2 separate regions of the Homo sapiens genome follow, and region 2 is linked to region 1. The links are chromatin loops, found by intact Hi-C in ENCODE. Cell type or tissue: endothelial cell of umbilical vein. All regions are shown on one strand. Each heading gives the region's core, and the rest is flanking DNA. Links, peaks and the distances in the headings are about the cores only.

What was found. Peaks named below come from ENCODE experiments on the same cell type or tissue, not always from the same donor. Only the 100,000 strongest peaks of a DNase experiment are listed, where the experiment ranks them.
Region 2: a loop joins it to region 1, with 2.4 times the contacts of the local background. A loop is called at or near these places in 3 of 110 quality-filtered maps.

Annotation. Positions count from the first base shown.
Region 1 is chr1:211,694,951-211,702,142 of GRCh38, forward strand. No RefSeq gene overlaps it. Among named protein-coding and RNA genes, the nearest start is that of NEK2-DT, 23 kb to the left of the region's middle. RefSeq lists an enhancer at 309-808 and a silencer at 4,016-4,075. In endothelial cell of umbilical vein, for the core only: a CTCF peak has its summit at 3,709 (motif pointing right); a DNase peak (open chromatin) is centred at 3,741; H3K27me3 peaks cover 496 bases.
Region 2 is chr1:211,780,141-211,787,332 of GRCh38, forward strand. LPGAT1 (lysophosphatidylglycerol acyltransferase 1) reads right to left here. Exons shown (of 8, transcript NM_014873.3): 5 at 3,089-3,362. Among named protein-coding and RNA genes, the nearest start is that of LPGAT1, 47 kb to the right of the region's middle. In endothelial cell of umbilical vein, for the core only: no CTCF peak of the experiment used is centred there; a DNase peak (open chromatin) is centred at 3,281; H3K27ac peaks cover 645 bases.

The DNA.
Region 1 (7,192 bases), core at 1,108-6,107:
ATTCCCATTTTCCAAAAAAGGAAACTGAGGCTCATAGTGTTTAAGCCTCAAGCCTCAGGCCACCATGAATACTTCTCATCTGCAAAAGAGAACACCCAAATGTGCCCACCCACCCTACAGATTCTTGGAGGTCTGGCTCACTTATCTCCAAGAAAGCCCCCTCTGGACCATCCAGAAGCCACGAGATGGTAACAGTGCTTCCTCTGCAGGGGCTCTGATCGACCTTGGGTCTGCAAGGGGTAGCAGTCAGGGGTCACCTGAGCCTAGCTCAGTGGGTGTGCTCCTCACACTGCATGACCGCATGCTGTGGGTGGGCCTGTGCACATGTGTGTTTGTGCACACAGAGGAAACGAGTGTAGGCGGGGATCAAGGTCATTTTTACAAACAGAAAAGCTGCAGCATCTCCATAACTCAGCTTGTGGGCTAGACAGTCACCACAGAAAAAAGGAAGCCAGACCAAAACTGAACCACTGGACTACTGCAAGCCCGCCCCAGCAGGGAGCCAGTGCAGGACCCCTGTGAGAAATGGGAACTCTGTACTATCTTTATAGCTTTTCTATAAATCTAAAACTCTTCAAAAATAAAGCATTTATTAACAACAATGACAACAAAAGCATTGACTAAGCTCTGTGAACTGAGAATTTTGTTCTTTACCAAATGGGGATTTCTAACACATCTTTTCAAGTGGTTTGGCAGCATCTTGGAGCTTCCCATTGCTAACAGCGTGCTAATGACAACTGCCCTTAAAGGAGGCCTCCTGCAGAGCGCCCGCTGCCCCCGTGACCCTCCTCCAGCTGTCTGTGAGATAAGAGTAGTGATAACATAGCTGCTCTTGGAGGAGCATTGTGTGACGGCCAAGGCCCAGAGGCCCCGAAGAGGAGGCACTGTTACCATCTCTATTTTACAGATGAGGAAACCCAGGCTCTAGAGGGTGAGAAAATGCCAGAGCTGGACCTACAGTTCTGCCTGATTCCAAAGTTCAAATCTTAACCACTGCTAAAGAAATAAAGCGGTATATATACATATATACATATACACACACACACATACATACATACATACATATGTATATATATATATATACACACACATATACATGCATACATATATATATATATATATATATTTTTTTTTTAATTGAGACACGGTCTCACTCTGTTGCCCAGGCTGGAGTGCAATGGTGCAATCATAGTTCACTGCAGCCTCAAACTCCTATACTCAAGCAATCCTCCCACTTCAGCCTCCTGAATAATTGTGATCACAGGCACACACCACCATGCCCAGCTAACTTTTTATTTTATTTTATTTTTGTAGAGGCAGGCTCTCGTTATGTTGCCCAGGCTGGACTCAAACTCGTGAGCTCAAGCAATGCTTCTACCTTGGCCTCTCAGAGTGCTGGGATTACAGGTGTGAGCCACCATGCCTGGCCTCATATATTTTATAAATATGAAGGCTCTCTGTACCTCATCCCAAAGGGTGTGGTTTATTACCATCTCTCAGGATTTTACACACTCAGGAAACCCACATACTTCGAGTTCTAGGAACCAAACCCATAGGCCAGAATATGGCTGCCCTCCAAAAAGTACTGTGTGCAGTCTTTGTTGTGAAGTGCCTTCTCAGGGTGGCCCCAAGGTTTTCCCAGACTCTTCCATATTGGTGAGGTTCTGTGTGTCTCCAGGGCTGTCAGAGCCCTCATGCCTCAGCCATCCCTGTAAGGGCAGGAGGACAGGCACAGACAGGTAGACACTGACTCCCTTTCTACCTAGGTCACATGGCACATGGCAGGGCAGACAGGACCACATCCAGACCAGGGCTGTGGTCACCAGGGAAGTCCATTAAACCACTGCATTATGTGACATTCTCTAGAAGGCACCTGGGCAGGGAGGCCAGGGCAACTTAGGTTTAGGGCCAGGTTAACTGCCATGGCTTTTGGGGAGAGAAAGTGACCTAAAATATATAGATACAGGAATTTAATACAAATATGACAGCACACACTTGAATATGATTTGTAGGTTCTGACAACTCAGATGAACCTGGCTTTTCATGAAATCAGCGCTAACCAAAGCGGGCATGTATAGCAATGGGAGCCCTTTCCTTCATCCCAACCTAGATCATTCCCTAATCCCTTTTCTATCCCATCCCACTCAGAACTCAGCTCTCAAGAAGCTCAGTTTCATGATGACCTTGAATTTAATCTACCTTCCCTCGGTGCTTTAAGAGTATTTTTTCTACACTAGATTGATTTACAATGCCTTGTTTGTTTCTTTGTAAGCATTCTTGAGCCTTTCTCAGGCGTCTATGTCAAGGCTTTACCTAAACTAATTGTATTGGGCCACAGCTGTGCACAGGGTAACCAAGAATTCTGGTCTCCCTGGGACCATCCCAGGTTTCAAGTCTGGGCAAACCTCTCAGCCCCAAGAAAACCAAGAGGGTTGGTCAGCTTAGCTATGAAGCTCCTCTTCAGAAGCCTTTCCAGCTGGTCATAGCTAGAGCAGTATTGTCAGTAAGTGGTGTAGACCCTCACATGTGGTCCTTGGAGAGCAACAAGGTGTCCCCTGGGAGCTTATTAGACATGCAGACTCTCAGGCCCCACCCGGCCCTGCTCATCAGAATCTGCTCTTCAGCACAGTCCCTGGGGGCTCCTATGCTTGTCACAGTGGAGAACAGCTGTGCTGGTGGGGAGACTTCCTGCTGAGAAACACAGTGTGGATGACATCTGCTTTTGAGGCACACTTCCAGGGGAGTCCCCCATTTGAACTTAGCCCAAAGCTTTTGGGAAGCCAGTAAAGCACTAGACTAGACCAATTTGAAACCATCCTAACTGGGGCAGAGATCAGTGATAGTCTCCAACAAGGCTCAGGAGGGCTGCAGGCATGTAGGGCACCCAGCAGAGCCCCCACACAGGCCTTTTCTCTCTGAGAATGCAAGGGAAAGAGAGGAATGGCCTCATATCTGCTCTAATTATACATACATATATATATATGTGTGTGTGTGTATCTCTATATATACACATTATATTATATATATACATTATATTTTTTATATGTGTGTGTATATATATATATATATATATATATGAAATTTTTTTTTTTTGAGACAAGATCTCAGTGTTGCCTAGGCTGGAGTGCTGTGGAGCAATCACAGCTCACTGCAGCCTTGACCTCCAGGCTCAAGCAATCCTCCCACCTCAGCCTCTCCAGTAGCTGGGACTACAGGCACTCGTTGCTAGGCCTGGCTAATTCGCTTTTATTTTTAGTAGCGACGGGGTCTCACCATGTTGCCCAGACTGGTCTCAAGCTCCAGAGCTCAAGTGATCCTCCTGCCTCAGCCTCCCAGAGTGCTGGGATTACAGGCGTGAGCCACTGCCACGGGCCTCTAATTTGCATATAATGACAAATGATTCACAGGTGTTGGCACCTTAACTATTGTTAGCTAGAAGTTATTTTTGACACCTCATTTCTGATCTTAATACCCTGCAGTTCTCAACTTGGGTGTTTATCAGAAGCTCTATAGAGCTTGTTGTTGTTGTTTTAAAATGCCTGGGGCACACCTCATACTTCCTGATTCAGGGTCTGTGGTGAGGGTCCAGGTTTCTGTAATTTGGGGATGTCCCCGGGTGGTTCTGAGGGGCACCCAGGGACAAGGCCACCAGGAGAGGATCCTGCGCCGCGTTCAGCCCTGGCCTCTCGCTGCCATGCTGCCTGTAACCAGGTGGGGGCGCCCTCTCCCTCCTGGAGCTGAAGGGACAGCGCCGCCGCTCACCTACCTGGACCCGCACGCTCTTTTTTGCAGAGGGAGGGAGGTGTGGTTTATGAGTCTGGACTCCGGAGAACTCAAACCCTCGGGAGGCCTAGAGACTGCGCAGTGTCCGGATATAGAAATATTGACCCCGTTACTGAAACAGTAACAGCAGACTGCAGCTTTTCATGCACAGAGATGTTCCCGAAGGTGCCACGGGGCCTGTTGGCCCAGGCCTGGGAGTGCTTTCTCAGAGCCCTTCACTCTGCACTTCAGTTTCCGCCCCCCGCCCCCCGTCCCCCGCCCGCTATGACTTGACTTTGAGAAGAGCTCAGGTGAGGTGAAGGCTCAGTGCAGGACTGTGGGACTTTTTCTCATAAAGTGTCATGAAAGCTCCTCCTAGGAGCCTTTGTGGACACAGCCTCCCCTACGGTGCCCTTGGGGCTTTAGAGGTGAGCTTCCAGGGGCCGGGCGACCCGCACTCCCTTCCCTCTAGACCAGATGGAACTGAAGGCGCTGCGGCTGAGGAGCTGCCTGTGGAGCACAGAGCGGGGCACAGCGACAGAGAGGGCAGGCAGGGGGCCTGGCTCCAGCCCCGGCTTCCTAGGAAGTTGTGACCCTACGGCCCTCTCGGGACTCAGCTGTCCTTTCCATGTAGGATGGGTTGGTGCAGGTGATCTCCGCCTTGTGCTCTGGCTTCAGCAAGCCGTGATTCCCCGAGTGCTTTCATGTGGAGAAGGGTCCCTGTCCGCTAATGCCCCGGCAGAGAATACACGCAGGGCACATGCGTGCAAACAGACTTAGGACCCAGGTTCTGAGGAGTACGTTCCGGAAAGCTCATCTGCCCTTCTTCCCTGCTGGAGGCACAGGCCACTCCCACCCCAGCAATGGTCCCAACACTGGGGACTCTCACCCATCAATGTCCTTGATGTGCCAGGCACTGTGCAAACTCTTTGCACATGAATCTCACTCCACCCTTCCCACAACTCCATGAGGAAGTATCACTATCCCCATTTTGTTTTATCTTAGTTTTAGAAGACAATTTTTATGTCAGTTTAAGCTATCAAATGTACCAGGTCTGCTGAAATGTATAATTTTTGCCTTTTTCCCTGTTGGACTAAAATAGGGCCAATTGTGTCACCATTTGGCTTATAAAGTATCAAGCATTTTTCCATTAAGAATGAACAGATCACCGGGTGTGGTGGCTCATGACTGTAATCCCAGCACTTTGGGAGGCAGAGGTGGGCGGATCACAAGGTCAGGAGTTCGAGACCAGCCTGGCCAATATGGTGAAGCCCTGTCTCTACTAAAAATACAACAATTTGCCGGGCATGGTGGCGTGCACCAGTAGTCCCAGCTACTCGGGAGGCTGAGGCAGAAGAATTGCTTGAACCTGGAAGGCAGAGATTACAGTGAGCCCAGATCGCGCCACTGCACTTCAGCCTGGGTGACAGAGCAAGACCCTGTCTCAATAAGAAAAGAAAGAAAGAAGGAAGGAAGGAAGGAAGGAAGGAAGGAAGGAAGGAAGGAAGGAAAGAAGAAGAAGAAAAAAGAAAAGAAAAGAAAAAAAGAATGAACAGATCTCCCCAGCACTTTGGGAGGCCCAGGCAGGAGAATCGCTTGACCCCAGGAGTCCGAGACCAATCTGGGCAACATAGTGAGACCCTGTCTCTACAAAAAAAGTTTAAAATTAGCTGGATGGGGTAGCACATGCCTGTGGTCCCAGCTACTCAGGGGAGCTGAGGAAGGAGGATCTCTTGAGCCTAGAAGGTCCAGGCTGCAGTGAGCCAAGATTGCACCACTGCACGGCACTCCAGCCTGAGAGATAGATCGAGACTCTGTCTCAAAAAAAAAAAAAAAAAAAAAAAAAAGATGAACAGATCTCAAGGTGGGACCAAATTAAGATTGGATTTTAAATCATCACCAAGTATTTAACACCTCTTTATCACATAACTGATTACCCTTAGAGGAAACTGAACTCTTCTAGAACATCAGTTACAGGCATGATTCAGTGTGACAGTGCATCGCAAAACAATGAATTCTAGGGTTTTTTGGTTGGGTTTGGTTGTTTGGCTGGTTGGTTTTTGTTTAGTTTTGTTTAGTTTTGTTTTGTGGGATTGGTTGTTTTGTCTGGTTTTGTTTGTCAAAAATTCTGGACATAAATGGCTCAAGATTTTGCTTAAAACTGCTGGAGCATCATCAATATATATTATTTCAAACTGCACCCTCACCTGCCCCACCCACCCTTCAGCCTCTGGGAATGGGAGTTGGGTGCTGGATTTTGAGGTCTGTGAAAACTCTTGAACAGTGAGATCTGATGAGCTTCTAGACTACAGAACACATGGAGGTGCTGGAGGGTGGGTGCCCAGAGAGGACGTGGAAGCCCTACCCCCTGCCCCACCCCTACCTCGCCCTATCCATCTCCCATCTAACTGTTCCTGAGTTGTGTCCTTTATAATAAGCTGGTAAATGTAGTGTTTCTCTGAGATCTGTGGGCCATTGAATCTGTGGGCCATTCTAGCAAATTATTGAGCCCAAGGGAGGGGGCCATTGGAACCGCTAACTTATAGCTGTTTGGTCAGAAATACCTGAGACCCAGACTTGCCATTGGCATCTGCAATGGGGGCAGTCTGGTGGGACTGAGCCCTGAAAGTGTGGGATCTGACAGGAGCTGCAGCTTGATAGTGTCAGAATTAAATTGTAGGACACCCAGTTGGTGTTGGAGAATTGGTCACTGGGGGAAATAACCCAGACCTCTGGTGTCAGAAATGTTGTGTGGGTGTAAAGAAACTGTTTTTCTCATCTACCCAAGACCTTGTTTTCTGGCTAACTCCTACTTGACCTTCAAAACCCAACTCACGGCTCACCTCCTGGGGATCCTTCCCTGATCCCCAAGGTGCGAGGTAGGTGGTGCTCTTACGTGTGTTCCCTGAGCACAAGCACATGTACTTACCTCTGTCAAAGCACGGAAGACACTAAATGGCCATGATCAATTTTTTTTTTTCTCTCTGAGTCTTAGAGAGCAAGACTGTGTCTTAGACAACTTGGGATCCCAACACCTGGAACACAGCTTGGCACATCACAAATGGGTAGTTTTGGTTTGTCAGTTCGATTACCTTGTATAGAGCCAGCGCTTGGAATAGCATGAGGTGTGGAAAGGAGCTGACGTGCTCACCTCATCAGTAAGGCGGCACAGCATGCTGGCACTAGTATGGGCTTTGCAAACAGTCAGACTTGGGTCCAAATCTCTGCTTTACCATAACTCACTAGTTGTGTGCCTCTGGGCAAGTGTTTTAACCTCTCTGAACTTCAGTTGTCTGGACAAGCAACCAGGCGAGTGAATAATGTAACTTGCGATAAGGAGGAGGGAGGAGCAGGTCTGGGGAGGAGGATGTCATTCCTGCAGCCTTCTGACTGGAAACTCCTGTAGACAATGGATAGATGATCTGGGAAG
Region 2 (7,192 bases), core at 1,008-6,007, 85 kb after region 1:
CACTCCAGCCTGGGCAACAAGAGTGAAACTCCATCTCAAAAAGATAAAATACATAAAAAATAATTAATAAATAAATAAAGCAAAATATCTCCCTCAGTTTTAGCAAGAGTTATATACACAGAAAGCAATAAAGCTTCCTGCCCTTTGGAAGGTACAACTGGTGACTACTGTTGTAGAGAGAGGATGGTAAGTTCTGCTAAGTTTGATCCTTTGCACACTGTTTTTATCCCAGCATGGGGTACAAAGGTGAGCGAGAACTGAGAGGGGAAACATCACAGAGGATACTGATGGCCAGACTTTAGAGTATAATGGTCCATTCTTTATTTGAAGTATGTAAGAAATCCCTAAAAAAAGAGAACTAATTTTCAAGCATAAGTTCAAATGTGCATTAGGAATCAATGATATATTACTTTTGTATGTCAAATAATTTAAAACTGGCCTTAAATTCTGTAAAGATTTTAGAATAACATTGTGAAGGAGAAAAATATACTTGTAAAACAAGTAAAAAATTAATTTTTAAATAACATATTGCTAAATCAATGGAGTTTATGTAAAGAAACACACTTTACCAAGCTACCAATGATATACATGCTGAAATGTTTAGGAGTAAAGTATACTAATGAAGTTTATTTTTAGACACATTAAAAAATGAAACAACCAAGATGGATTAATGGATAGATAGAAGGATGAAGAGATAATCTAGTTAGTCAGCTCACAGATATCCACTGCAAAATTCTTTCAACTCTTATGTATGTTTGAAAATTTTTATAATTAAATGATGAGAAAAAACACCAAAATTCAGTTTAATATCTGTTAAATCATGTGATAACAAAAATACTAATCCTTTTAATCAGACAGAACTTAATTTTGGTATATATGTATGCATCACATATTAAACACAAAGGCATGGTTTGCGTATACATGGCATAAAATGCTAGTGAATATAAATGCAAAAGAAAATAAAATGCAAAATACCAAAATATGGAAAAGAAAATAATATAGGTAAAACTAGTTTTCAAGTACACTTATAATTTTTCTTCTAAACAGGTAGAATGAAAAGCTTTCAGGTAGGATTAAAAAATAAACTACTCTGCTTTAGTTATAAACTAGTTCTCTGTAAAAGAAAACAACCATTTTTCTTCACTATTATGCAGTCAGTATAACAACTGCCCCTACATTTGAGATCTAGACCACTACAGGGTATTGACTGGGTGGAACTATTTTAGAACAGCAGTCTTTATTAGTGCAACTAATCCTGTTTGGAAGACATTTGCCTTCAAGCTTTGGCTCGGCTGCCATTGCCACAGTGTCTCTCCAGTAGTGAAACTATTCTGAACTTTCCTTTTCTATTAAAAGACTCTTTCAATTTGTCTTTTTAATAGATGATGAAAGATTAAGAGAGCTGACTGCCAAGCAGCTGCTTGGGAAAAACAAATAAAAGGAAAACTCAGTTAAATCTGAGTTAAATCACAGACATTATTTCTACGTCTGGTCCTGATTGCCACTTAAAAACACATTGTTTCTGAGGGCCAATCATTTCAATTCTTATTTTATTTTATTTAAAGAATATGAATAGAAATAGCAAAATACTGCAAAGGAAACAGGCCTAGTGAATGCCTTTCAGCTTTCTAACTTATAATCAGACTTTCACAGTAGTATCTTAGATAGCTTGTTCAAAACAGTCTCCATGCTATGGGCACAAATATCTTCTGCAAAACTTTGTAATTTACCAGACTATCTGCAAGATAGTTGCATCTCTGAGAATGATTTGCCTTTTCCTGGTGAGAAGGTAATACATACATATTATTTTTAAAAATGGAAAATTCAGAAAAGCATTAATAAATAGAGAAAAATAATACATAATGTTACAACTCAGAAAAGCAATCACTGCTAACATTTTGGTGTCTTTCCTTTCACGCATTTCCTACTGCCTTGTTGTTTACAGACTTGAATTCAAATCGTTTTCATAAGAGTTGTATGTTTGTCCACCCTATTAACATAAGAGCACAAACGTTTTTCCAAGCCAATACAAACACTCCATAAACATCATTTGTAACAGCTGTGTTGTATTCCGTTGTATGGATATTTGATAATTACTAATCCATTCTCATTTCTGGCTAATTCCAATTTTTTGGCTATTATAAATAATTGGCTATTATAAATAATCTGTAATAAACTTCTTTGCCTGCATTTCAGATTATTTCCTTTTGATAAATATTTGCAGTGGAATAACTGAGTCATTTATTAACACTTAATGCTCTTAATACTATCAAATTGCATTAAATTAGTTCTCTGCATTAAAAACAAACAAGGCTGGACATGGTGGCTTACACCTATACTCCCAGCACTCTGGGAGGCCAAGGCAGGAGTATCACTTCAGGTTAGGGGTCTGACACTAGTCTGGTCAACACAGTGAGACCCCATCTCTACAAAACAACTAAAGAATTAGCCAGGCATGGTGGCATGTGCCTACAACCCCAGCTACTCAGGAGGTTGAGGTGGGAAGATCGCTTGAGCCCAGGAATTCAAGACTACGGTGAGCTATGATCATACCACTGCACTCCAGCCTGGACAACAGAGCAAGACTGTCTCCCAAGAAAACCCAGAAAAAAAACAAAAACAACAACAACAAGAAAAACCCCAGAAAACCAAAAAGCTTTCTCAATTTGATAAATGAAAATATGTATTATTTGATAAATGAAAAGATTAGTTTTTCAAACATGTTATTTCTATAGTTATATCTTTTAGCCTAGCAATTCCACTTCTAGGAATCTGTACTACAGAAATAGTTCCACCAATATGTAAAGATGTTTATAAGAATGTTTACTGCAGCGGTGGGAATGGCTCCGTATAAGTAGGACAGGAGAAAGATATCTTTGACTTTACGCATTTCTGTATTATTTGAGTAAATTATTATAAGCATGGACTACTTTTGTAAATGGAAACTTTTTTAAAAAATTACAGTTTCATCTTCTCCCTATTATTTTTAACAAAAATTATAAATATAAAAAAGAACAATGATCATCTTCTGTAACTCCAGAAAATCCTTTAACTCCAACAAGGTAAAAAATGCTAAAAACCATCATACCTAATTCTTTAGCATCTCCTCCTGCTGGACTTCCATTTTTCTGTTGTGCTACAAGTGCATTCAAAATAATTTTTGTTGCCCCAGACCTTGGCAGAGTAACATTTGTAAGAAATGGCAAGTTATTTTTCTTGGCAAATGCCTGACTTGTTTCTCGCCTCTTCCTGAGGAAGCCCCCTTCTGGAAACAAAACAATCCATTTTCGATCTCTGCTCCTGTAATTATTTTCTAAGTGCTTCTTGAGAAGCAGCAGCTGTTGGTCACGATAAGATCTTCCCTAGAAGGTACACACACACGTAATAAGTACAGGTATATCCAAAATTAAAATGCCATAAAATTAAACAGAAATTACAGCTTCTAAATTAAAATCCAATCACAGAATAGAATAGTGATTCCCCCACCCCACCCCAACTTACTGCCCTTTTTGACCACAGGGGTAAAAAGAGAGAAGTTATTAGCATTTATATAAATAAACCTTTCTTTCTGAAGGAAAAGGAAATTGTTCTGATTGCCCTTGAAAGTGCAGTCATTCATCAATTCAGTCACTACTTACTGAGTGCCTGCTATGTGCCACGCATTGTCCTAGGCACTAGACATAGAGGAGGAAATAAAGAGACTTTCATGGAGCTTACATTCTAGTTTGGGAAGATGGTAAATGTGGAGTGCAAATTCAACTAGTAATATGTGTTAGGAAGAAAACAGTAAAAGGATAGAAAGGGTCAAGAGGGTCAGAGAAAGCTGCTATGAGGAGGTGACATTTGAGCAGAACTGATAATGTGAGGGAATAAGTCATGTGAAGATGCAAGCCATAATATTCCAGGTGACAAAACAAAAAGGACAAAGGTCATTTGGTGGGAACGAGTATGGCATGTTCAAAGAACAGCACCAAGGCCAGTGTGGCTGAAGTGTGATAAACAAGGAAGTCAGGGGTAGGAAATGAAGCTGCAGAGGGAGGTGGAGACCAAATGAGAAAAGCCTTATGCATGGTAAGTAGTTTTGGAGAGGACATCTTTGGATAGTTTTGAACAAGGAAGTGTTATAATCTTATTTCTGTTTAAAAAAATCTGACCAGCCTGGGCAACATGGTGAAACCCCGTCTATACAAAAAATACAAAAATTAGCTGGGTGCGATGGCACATTTAGTGGTCCCAGCTACTCAGGAGGCTGAGGCAGGAGGATCACTTGTGCCCACAAGTTCGAGGATGCAGTGAGCCCTGATGGTACTACTGTACTCCAGCCTGGGTGATAGAGTGAGACCCTGTCTCAAAAAAAAAAAAAAAAAGAAAAAAGAAAGAAAATCTGCTGGTTCCTGTGACCAAAAGACCACAGGAGATAAGTTAGAAGACTTGCAGTATTCCACACAAGGGAATTTGATGAGATTCAATTATATTGTATTGATAACAAGTAGTTACATTTAGGAAAAATGTGAAAGTAAAGCTAAAAAAGACATTCTAATGGACTGTATCTTAGTTGAGAGGGAAAGAGAGAAAAGAAGATGACCTGAAGTCTAAAAAGAAGAATCCAGAAAAATTTGTAGGAAGGCCCAAAGCTTACAACTAAATATCACAAAGGTTCTTTCTTTTTTTTTTTTTTTTTGAGACAGAGTCTCGCTCTGTTGCCCAGGCTGGAGTGCAGTGGTGCGATCTCGGGTCACTGCAAGCTCTGCCTCCCGGGTTCACGCCATTCTCCTGCCTCAGCCTCCCGAGTAGCTGGGACTACAGGCGCCTGCCACCACACCCGGCTAATTTTTTTTGTTTTTAGTAGAGATGGGATTTCACCGTGTTAGCCAGGATGGTCTCGATCTCCTGACCTTGTGATCTGCCCCCCTTGGCCTCCCAAAGTGCTGGGATTACAGGCGTGAGCCACTGCGCCCAGCCGGTTCTTTCTTTCAGTGTGATCAGTTTGCCAACATTTTCCAGCCAACAAAATTACAGAAACTCCTCAAAATAATTAGTATGCTTTCAGTCTTTAGATCAAATGTATCCCAAATGCAAAACATGTAAGACATTTTGTTAGTCAGTTTGCTGAAGTGAACTGATTATGATTAAGATAGCTATTAAGTTCTCAAGATTATACGTAAAATATTTTTACTATTCTTGGAAAAGCTTGTCAAAATGGTCTAGTAGCAAAGTCTCAAGAGAATTTTTCTTTTAAACATTAATGCTTTTTCCCTTCCTTCCCCTCATGTTATAGATTTTTATTACTAATCTATCGGGGAAAAACACGTTGCTCTTTAGAAATAAATTTGTAAACTTTCCAGAAACTTCGAAATATAATCTTTATGTATGCAAAACTTCACATAGTAATCACAAGAAAATATTTTGGAGTACCTAATTTTCAACTTTTATCTAAAAGTACACCGATAATCTAGTATAATTTAGCCTCTTTTTTTTTTTTTTGAGATGGAATCTTGCTGTGTCACCCAGGCTGGAGTGCAGTGACGCAATCTCGGCCCACTGCAACCTCTGCCTCCCAGGTTCAAGCGATTCTCCTGCCTCAGCCTCCCAAGTAGCTGGGACTACAGGTTCATGCTACCATGCCCAGCCAATTTTTGTATCTTTAGTAGAAACAGGCCTTCACCATGTTGGCCAGGCTGGCCTCGAACTCCTGGCCTCAAGCAATCTGTCCACCTCGGCCTCCCAAAGTGCTGGGATTACAGGCATGAGCCACCGAGCCCAGCCCCTCTTCTTGATGCCTGATGATCATCATTAGAATCAACTGTTACACTACACTGTAAATTCAATTATTTCCTAAAGCTGGAAATGAGGTAAGGTGCTCAGCTAGCTTTTCGGATCCCTGAGACTGCTAAGCTTTCTAATTGTTGGTTCCGCTGCCTTCTCTGAGCTATTACACTAGGATCTTTGTTAAGTTGTCCTGATCAGTTTATTTTGTCTTGACCTTGTGTCCACTCCCCATTGCCACTTCTTGTGGTTCCAGGGTATGCTTATATTTGTTTCTCTGCTCAGAAGAACAAAGGATGTTTCCAAAATGAAATGATATAATGTCCAGTACATAAAACTGTCTGGAGTAAAGTACATGTGTTTTGTGACACTTATTTTCACAGAACTTAGAAGTTTCTCTACTCAATTCCAGCTTATTTCTGAATTTGTGGTTCTTGGAAAAGGCTTAATTAGATTCACCAATTATTCATTAAGTAATAATTATGTGCAAAGCACGGCACAATCCAGGTTGTTAAATATGTAAACACCAAATAACTGTGGTATTGTCATGCATAAAAGCTCGTACATACCATATTTCAGTTATCCATTCTGGTGAAAATAAAGCATATAATACTAGTAACAAGTCAAGAAAATAATGTAGTGCTGATAAGAGGCTATCATTCTTCTTCCTACACTAAACTATTCCTAATGCTTGGGACTTCCCAATTCACCTTCCTCCATCAAATCCATACCTATTCTTTAAAACTTGTGCCAAATATCATCTTCTCTGAAGTTTTTCTGGATTCACATAAAACTGATATACTTATTTTTCCTACTATGAATTCCCAAAACATCTCCCATTATTATTATTACATTAACTTATTTATTAATTTATTTAATAATCTGCCTACTAGTAATTTAGATATCTACTATATTATACAACAGTGCCTTGTAAATAAAAGTAATAGTGATACAATAGTAGTAATCAAGATAAAAATGATGATGAAGGTAGTAGGCACTGTTCTGAGTGCTTTATAGCTATTACTTCATTTAATCCCCACAACAACCATTGTGGGGGATACTACATATTATTCAAGTTTGGAAAACAAGAAACTTGAGGATTTAAATAATTTGCCCAATTCACATAGCTAAGAAACTGAATAGTGGGGAATGTTTACTAAACTAAAAATGTACCTTCTAAATGGGAGAAGAGTAGAGATTAGAATATTTGCATTTTAAGTATTTTAATACTTATCCATACTCAAATTTAGATTGAAATAAATGGTTAGGGAACAAAGATTCCGAGAAAGAGCTCCCTGAGCCTGGCACAGTGGCCAGTGGCTCACACTTGTAATCCCAGCACTCTGGGAGGCCAGGCGGGTGGATCACTTGTGGTCAGGAGTTTGAGACCCTAACCAACACAGTGAAACCCCATCTCTACTAAAAA